3 separate regions of the Homo sapiens genome follow, and regions 2 and 3 are each linked to region 1. Evidence: chromatin contacts called from ENCODE Hi-C or POLR2A ChIA-PET data. All regions are on one chromosome and are shown on one strand. The core of a region is the stretch at or near the end of the contact, and the rest is flanking DNA. Distances in the headings are between cores, read along the strand shown. Region 1 holds the start of RNF34 (ring finger protein 34). Region 2 holds the start of CLIP1 (CAP-Gly domain containing linker protein 1). Region 3 holds the start of SIRT4 (sirtuin 4).

The links. A loop is a pair of places that touch in the nucleus more often than their neighbours do. ChIA-PET counts read pairs that join two places held with the same protein, here RNA polymerase II (POLR2A). Pooled maps may share reads with other maps.
Region 2: a map of B cell shows a loop between it and region 1 (19-fold over the local background). The contact joins the promoter of CLIP1 here to the promoter of RNF34 in region 1. A Hi-C loop is called at or near these places in 1 of 168 maps with a recorded cell type or tissue (B cell) and 2 of 50 pooled maps. POLR2A ChIA-PET finds 5 or more read pairs at or near these places in 2 of 52 experiments (H1 and activated B cell).
Region 3: a loop to region 1 is called in a pooled map, with 4 times the contacts of the local background. The contact joins the promoter of SIRT4 here to the promoter of RNF34 in region 1. A Hi-C loop is called at or near these places in 1 of 37 single-sample maps with no recorded cell type and 10 of 50 pooled maps. POLR2A ChIA-PET finds 5 or more read pairs at or near these places in 5 of 52 experiments (CD4-positive, alpha-beta T cell, CD4-positive, alpha-beta memory T cell, HEK293 and 2 more).

The regions. Positions count from the first base shown.
Region 1 is chr12:121,398,860-121,401,559 of GRCh38, forward strand. RNF34 (ring finger protein 34) reads left to right here and starts at 1,259. Exons shown (of 6, transcript NM_025126.4): 1 at 1,259-1,359. The coding sequence starts at 1,354. RefSeq lists enhancers at 802-881, 1,367-1,898, 1,899-2,430.
Region 2 is chr12:122,421,307-122,424,006 of GRCh38, forward strand. CLIP1 (CAP-Gly domain containing linker protein 1) reads right to left here and starts at 1,363. Exons shown (of 26, transcript NM_001247997.2): 1 at 1,215-1,363. RefSeq lists silencers at 660-1,059, 1,080-1,429 and an enhancer at 2,539-2,638.
Region 3 is chr12:120,301,052-120,303,751 of GRCh38, forward strand. It overlaps SIRT4 (sirtuin 4), which reads left to right and starts at 1,270. Exons shown (of 4, transcript NM_012240.3): 1 at 1,270-1,327; 2 at 2,510-2,700. The coding sequence starts at 2,511.

The sequences.
Region 1 (2,700 bases), core at 9-2,508:
CTGATGCATTATTTCAGTCTAAGGAAGTGGCCTGCCACGCACTCTCTCTCTCTCCGTGTGTTTTAATCTAATATAGCACAACTTGTCGAAGCAAATCTATAATGTATATAAATAACAGAACAGTCTTAGGTCCTCATGAAGAGCGAACTGACTTTTTTATGTTTAAAATCTTAAATACTGGTTAAGTTAGAGGTGAGATTAAAAAGTGTAGGAAAATCGGCTGGGCCCGGTGGCTAATCTCAGCACTTTGGAAGGCCGAGGTGGGCGGCTCACCTGAGGCCAGGAGTTCTAGACCAGCCTGGCCAACACAGTGAAAACCAGTCTCTACTAAAAATAGAAAAAATTAGCCGGGTGTGGGGCGGGCGCACGAAGTCCCAGCTACTAGGGAGGCTGAGGCAGGAGAATCCTTTGAACCCGGGAGACGGAGGTTGCAGTGAGCCGAGATCACACTATTGCACTCCAGCCTGGGCAAGAGCAAGACCTTGTCAAAAATAAAAAAAAGGTGTAGGAAAATAAACTGTCATCCAGTACAGCTGAAGAAATCGATACCTTAATTTACAACCTCAGTTTCTCTGTCCAAAGGCAATTCCAAGACTCGAGCAAATTCTTTTATTATGCTACGATTTTGGTTATTTTGAATACAGCTTTTCAAAGAGCCCTTGGGATTTGAGAGCCCTTGGTTTTCTAAGTGTTTTCAATAAGTCTTGTTTTTAAAGGCCGCGTCCTAGCGAGTGCAGCTGCCGCTCCTTACCGGACCCACGAGTGAGGAGCCCCGAGGTCATCACCGAGCATGAACGCGGGAACGTCTGGGAAGGAAATCTGAGGCCCTGCTCTGACGGTCATAACAAAGGCCTTCGAGCCAACCGGCGTGTTCAAATTCACCACGGCCCTTCCCGCGCTCCCCTCCCCGGAAACTTGACCACCTAGCCCAGAAAGCCGCAGCAGCTTCCTCAGGGACGCTATCTCCCATTTCAAACACCCAACCGAGAAAGCAGCGCCGCAGCGCGCCTTCCGCCACGCCCAGGTCCGCAGGTCTTCGCTCGGGGCGGAAAAGAATCCTCCCCGCGCACTCCCAGCCAGGAGGAACGCCAGAGGCCCCGCCCAATCCCTGTCGCTTCATTGGCTCTGGTGACCGGCCTCCCGAAAGTCGGCTTCCTATTGGTCGTCGTGGCCGCCGCTCTGCGCTTTTACCGGGGCACGCGGCGAGCGTGACCACGCCCCTTACGTCCGGACGCTCGGTCGCCTCCCGGGGCGCGGTAATCACCGCCCAGAGGGAAGGAGGTCGGCAGTGTGAGGAGCTGCTATGGTGCTGAGTTTCCTGGTAGAGCCGGCCGAGCTGAGGCGGTCGCGGCCATGAAGGTGAGGGGCCGGTGGAGCCGGACAGACCCTCCTCGCCAATCCTATCCTGCCAGGGCACCTGAAGCGCCTCCTTTCTTTCCGCCTTAGCGGTTACCTAGTCGTCATCTCGGAGAGCTGCGCTGAGGGGGGTCGCTTGCCCGGCTTCAGGTGCCCCAACCGAGCCAGGGCAGGCTGCCGGACCCTCTCGAGCTCCTCCAGTGCCACCCCCGTCAGCGACCCGAGCGGTGGGGAGAAGCCGGGCGTCCCTAGCGTTCGCGCCGGGTGGGCCCCTCTCTGCGCCGGGCCCTGTGCGCCTCCTCGGGGGCCTGAGGCAGAGCCGCCAGGGCTCGCCTGAGCCTCGGTCCCTTGGCGCGCGGCGTGCCCTTTCCCGCCCCGAGTCCTTGAACTAACCCAAGTGTTGGGGACATCGTGGGACCGAGGAGAACAGGAGGGGTGCAGGGGGTGGTGAGGCTAGGGCCAGGCTAACGGGTTAAAGAACTCTCAGGGTGGGGATGCCACCCGGAAGGGGTGCTTCGTAGGCTGCACGTCGGGGCCGCGAACTAGAGAAGGCTGGATGTGCCTCCATCGCCACTAGGTAAACGCAGCAAGGAATTTGGCAGCTTGAGTTCTCCAAGGTGGGAGTGAGAGCGTGGGAGCATTACTGATGAGAAGTTGAAGAAAAGGGGAAAGGGGAGCGGGGTTTCCGGCCTACTTCTGAGAGATGATTCTCAACCCGATCACTGAGAGTTCTGAAGAGCTTTGTGAACAGCAGTCAGTTCAGGGTATTGATTCATTTGCCGAACTCAAACCAAGTGGGATGAGTCATAAGGTGATGATAACTTTCAGACCTAGATGGTTTCGTTAATCTCAGTGCAGAGGTGTGCTGGGGGTGGGTAATCTAGCAGGTGAGCTGCTAGATTAACGCTGTCTCCATAAAGCGTCAAAGATTTACTATAGAAGATTGAAAAAGAGTGTCAGCTGGTCACAGAAATTCAGCACATGTTTTGTTGAACGTTTTCTGTGCGTTAGCCAAGAGGGAGACATGGTGAAGAGAAGTAATTCAAAATACAGTCTCATCCCTTAGGAAGGCAGTTTACCATTCAAAAGAAGAGTTATTTGTAAGTAACCATATTACAAGGCAGAAGGCTATAGGTATCAAAAAAAAAAAAAAAAAAAAGGCAGGGACAAAACACAGGAGCCAGAAAGGATACTTCTGGCTACAGAAAGCAAGGAATATTTTTGGAATAGGTAACTTTGGAACTGTGCCTTGAAGTATGAGGATATTGTAAAAGCTTATTTTTAACTTTCCAGTTTAGTTATAAAATATTATTACAGCTTGAAATATCTATTAAAGTATCTAGA
Region 2 (2,700 bases), core at 113-2,612, 1.0 Mb after region 1:
GATTCTTGCTAAAGGTTATCATTAAATCTAAAAGTCAAACAAACACATTCCTGACTCTGGGATACTCTCCTGATTCGTGGATACCATCGCTAACAGTAGTGACACAAATCAAATAATAAGAACAGCCAGAATCATAACCCTAATGACAGCAGTGGCCACAGCACTTAATACTTATAGAGCTGCTAGGGGCCACTGTCCTAAAAGAGGAAGAAGGCCAGGCTGCTGAATCACACACACACAATTACAGAATCTTCTCCACCCTTTGTTTTAAAAAACAGTTCACTGGCGCCCAAGTTTTGCTAAAAACAGGTATCTAAACCGATGACGGACAACGTGTAATTTCTTCATACCAAAGAGGTGGGGCTGTGCAGGGAGGAGGGGGTGGCGCTCGGCTCCTGCCAGATGGAAAAGCCACATGAAGTGGAGAAACAGCCGGATTCAGGATTCACCCCCGAATCAAAACCCGATTTTTGAAAGGCAGGACCTTCCAATTCGGGCAATCGCTAGGTTCTGCTTGTAAAATAACCTCTGAACAAGTGTCATCTGCCTTCCGCGCCAATCCCCTGCCGCGGTAGAAGGTTCGGATTACCGGGCAGCGGTGTGATTTCGGAAACCCGAGAGCGATCTGGCCACCTCCAGCCTTCCCCGGTCTCCGAGAATCACAGCCCCACTTGAGAGGAAAACAAAAGCCGGGGCAGCGGGGGAGGCCGGGCCAGGGTGCCCTCCATGCCGGATCGCGGGCGCCGGGCACCCGGGGCCTGAGGAATGCTCAGGTGACAGGCGCGGCGCCCGGGGCAACAGGTCCCGCCCGGCTTCGGCCTCCCGGGGTCCGGCCGATCCCACATCCGCCCCGGGGCCCAGGAGAGGGAGCGGGGCGCCAGGGAGAGAGCGGCGCCTGGGGCGGCGCAGGGGCAAGGAGTCCAAGCTCCATCTTGAGGCGGGCGGAGGAAGCGAAGGCCCGGCTCGGCGCTGACAGGGCCGCCACTTTTCCAGCTCCGGAGGAGCCCCCCAGGGACCCCCGGCCTCCGGCGCCGGCCACCCGAGACTCCCGCGGTCCCCTCCCGGACGGCTCCGGCGCGCGAGGCTCGGCCCCGCTCCCGGACGCCGGGCTTCGACCCCCGACCCGACCCTGGGCGGGCCCCGCAGGCCGGGAAGCCGGCAGGGGAGCAGGGGGTGCCGGGAAAGGGAGAGGGCCCGCGCCGCCCCCTGCTCACCTCCTCGGACGCCGCCGGTCGCCGCCACCTGTCCCACTGCAGCAGCAGCAGCCGCCGCGGCCGCCGCCTCCCGCCTCCCGGCTCGTCGGCTCGGGGCGGGGGAGAGCGTGACGCGCCGCCGCCGCCGCGGGGCCGGGCGGGCGCGCGCTGCCAGGAGAAGACGCCGCGCGGCTCCTCCCAGCGCTCCGCCGCCGCGCCCGCCCGGCCGGCCCGGCCGGCCCGGCCCCTCGAGTCCGCACCGGCCCTGCGGCCCGCGCCCGGCCCCGCGCCGCCCCGCCGCCTCTTTGTCTGCGCCCACCGCGGCCCCGGGAGGACCCTGGCCCCGGCGCGCCCGCCGCTCCGCCCTCGAACCCTCCCGAGCCCCGGCTTGGGGAGCAAGGTGCGAGGGAAAACCCACAGGCCTGCTCCGAGGGGCTTCTCGTCATTTCTGCAAAGTGTTCCCAGAATTTGCAAGTCACACCCAAGAGCCCCATTCAGCCTCGACCTCAGCCCGCTCTTTGGGGCTGATTCATTTGTTTGCCCTCCCCTTCCCGCCAGACAAGGGTGAGAAATCCTTTGAAACAGGCTGCAAGGCGCTTCCGAAGCAGGTTAAGTTGGGGATTGGGAAGGATCATCTCTGCCCTCGCCTCCCTCCAGGGAAAGACCCTGGATGAGGCGTCCCTGGAGAAAATGCTGAAAGGAACTGTAGAGCAGGTTAAGCTTGGGAAGAACTGTATCTGCTCCCCACTTCCCTCCGGGAACGACCGCGGGTTAAAAATCCTTTGAAACGATCCCAGGGTTTGCTCCGTTCGTTTGAGAAAAGCCCCTTTTATTCGCCCTGGCTGCTTGGACGGAAGCCCTGGTTAGTGTCCCATCCTCCTTCCCCCCTGGGATTTCCTTTAAAAGCTTTTGAAAGGGACAGGAGGGAAGGCTGCAACAGCCTGCTCGGGGCTGGGGTAGCAGAGGGCGGCCAGCATTTCACTCCCATGGACCATGGCAACCCCAGAAGCCTTACATCTCCAGGGAGGAATTTGCAGCTGTCGGGGAAGCCCAGGATTTTGTGGTGGATAAGGGGGCAGGGGCTTCCTCCTCCTTGCCAGTAGAAGAGAATAATCGGCGGGTGACCCCTCTAGCTGACCTTTATTCAAAGCACCGTGCTGCCTGGACCAGCAGGAAGAGGGAACTGCTCTGGTAATGCACGAAGTTCTGAACTATGTAAATTTGTCTCCTGGCCCCTCCTCTCCATTCATGTCTGAAATCCCTCGAAATGCTGTTACCTAATTCAACATCGCCCTAATTTACAGGCTGCAAGGTCAGGTGGTGGTGGTACTCCTGAAATCCCATATCCATATTCCTAATCTGAAAGGCGCGCCTCACCCCCTAATCTAAACAGTCTTCAGCTGTAATCAGCAAGCTGTGGAATCATAGATGTCATAGGATGAGGCACAGACCACTTCTAATGGGGGAGTTCAGCTAGGAACACTTATGGGCTTGTCTTTTCTTCTCT
Region 3 (2,700 bases), core at 20-2,519, 1.1 Mb before region 1:
AAACATCACTTTTGGCTGGGCACAGTGGCTTACGCCTGTAATCCCAGTACTTTGGGAGGCTAGGGTGGGCAGATCACGAGGTCAGGAGATCAAGACCATCCTGGCTAACATGGTGAAACCTTGTCTCTACTAAAAATAAAAAAATTAACCGGGCGTAGTGGCATGCGCCCATAATCCCTGCTACTCAGGAGGCTGAGGCAGGAGAATTGCTTGAACCCGGGAGGCGGAGGTTGCAGTGAGCCGAAATGGCACCATTGCACTCCAGCCTGGGCAACAGAGCGAGACTCCGTCTCAAAAACAAACAAACAAACAACAACAACAACAACAACAAACTATCACTTTTTCAGATATGTATAAACACATTTCTTCACAAGTTCAAGGTATTTTACCAATAGCAAATAACTTGATACTGTCGTTGTGAATGAAAAGGATCACAAACTCTGATGTTTAGAATGAGTCAAATCTAGGCCGGGAACAGTGGCTCAGGCCTGTAATCCCAGCATTTTGGGGGGCCGAGGTTGGCGGATCACCTGAGGTCGGGAGTTCGAGACCAGCCTGGCCAACATGGTGAAACTCTGTCTCTACTAAAAATACAAAAACTTTAAAAAAAAGTCAAATCTAGATCCATGATTAATGACGTGCTCATTTCACATTGCATGTTTGTATCAAAACATCTCATGTGGGTAAAGCATAGACAGGCACAGAGAAAAGAAAAAAAGACAAAAAATAAGAGAAAAGATGGCCGGGCGCAGTGGCTCACGCCTATAATCCCAGCACTTTGGGAGGTCAAGGCGTGCGGATCACCTGAGGTTAGGAGTTCAAGACGAGCCTGGCCAACATGGCGAAACCCCCGTCTCTACTAAAAATACAAAAATAATCCCAGCTACTCGGGAGGCTGAGGCAGGAGAATCGGTTGAACCCGGGAGAGGGAGGTTGCAGTGAGCCGAGATCGTGCCACTGCACTCCAGACTGGAGTTTTTTCAAAAAAAAAAAACAACAACTCCGTCTTAAAAAAAAAAAAGAAAAAAGAAAAAAAATCTTATGTACACTATAAATATATACACCTACTAAGTGCCCACAGAAATTGAAAACAAAGAAAAAAATCCATGATTAAAAGCTTTTATATTAACGGGGGAACCTCTGACCAGAAAGAGCCGACAGGGGGCGTTCCTGGATGATCTGGGGCTGTCAATTGCGAGACGCGGAGGATTGTGGGACTTGTGGTTTTTCTCGCATCATTTAAGCTTTCTGGACTACATGTCCCAAAATGCAAATGCAATCAGACGGTCCCACTGTGGGGTGTGAAGTGTCCGTAGAGCTGTGAGAGGTAAGTGTGTTCTGTGTGTGCTGCGGATTTCTAGAAGTTGTGGATTTCTTGTGAGGGATTCTATTTCTCCTCTTTGCCCTCGGTGGGACCTGGAAGAGAGTAGTTGTTCCACTGATGCACGTTTTCAGCGGGGGTTTCCCCTGACCCTTTGGTCTCGGGAAACCGGACTGTGTGTTTGTTCAGCTGTTCACGTTTTGCTGTGGAATGTCAAGGAGAAAGCGGGGTCCTGATCTCAGATCTGGAAAGCCAAACATAAAATAATGTTTACATACGGGGTGCATGTCACTAGAGGATTTATGCATTGCATTGTGTCAAATAATATGTCAAAGTTTTTTCTTTTTCTTTTTTTTTTTTTTTTTGATACGGAGTCTTGCTTCTTCGCCCAGGCTGGAGTGCAACGGCGCGATCTCGGCTCACTGCAACCTCCGCCTCCCGGGTTCAAGCAATTCTCCTGCCTCAGCCTCCCTAGTAGCTGGGATTACGGGCACGTGCCACAATGCCCGGCTAATTTTTTTTGTATTTTTAGTAGAGTCGGGGTTTCACCATGTTGGCCAGGCATGTCTCGAACTCCTGATCTCAAGTGATCTGCCTGCGTCGGCCTCCCAAAGTGCTGGGATTTCAGACGTGAGCCACCGCACCCGGCCCTCTATTGTTACAGCTAGAAAAGCTGACGGGCAGGGGTCTTGTCTCTCTGATGTGTCCAAGTAGCAGAGCTTGCAGTGGAGGGTAAACTAAAATAAGGGGGAAATGAAAAAATAAAAGGAATGCGTGTGTGTGCTTAATTACATGAACAAAATCAAACAAAACCTGACTCATTAGGGCCAGACTCAGAGGCTCACACCTGTAATTCCAGCACGTTGGGAGGCCGAGGCGGGCAGATCACTAGAGCTCAGGAGTTCGAGACTAGCCTGGCCAACATGGTGAAACCCTGCCTCTACTAAAAATACAATAATTAGCCGGGCATGGTGGCCATGTAGTCCCAGCTATTCTGGAGGCTGAGGCAGGAGAATCACTTGAACCCGGGAGGCGGCGGTTACAGTGAGCCAAGATCATGCCACTGTACTCTAGCCTGGGCAACAGAGGGAGACTCTGTCTCAAAAAACAAAACGAAAACAAACAAACAAAAAATGAGAAAAAAAAAAAACCACCCCAGTTTCTCACATGAGGCTTCTTTTTCTCTAGAATGAAGATGAGCTTTGCGTTGACTTTCAGGTCAGCAAAAGGCCGTTGGATCGCAAACCCCAGCCAGCCGTGCTCGAAAGCCTCCATTGGGTTATTTGTGCCAGCAAGTCCTCCTCTGGACCCTGAGAAGGTCAAAGAGTTACAGCGCTTCATCACCCTTTCCAAGAGACTCCTTGTGATGACTGGGGCAG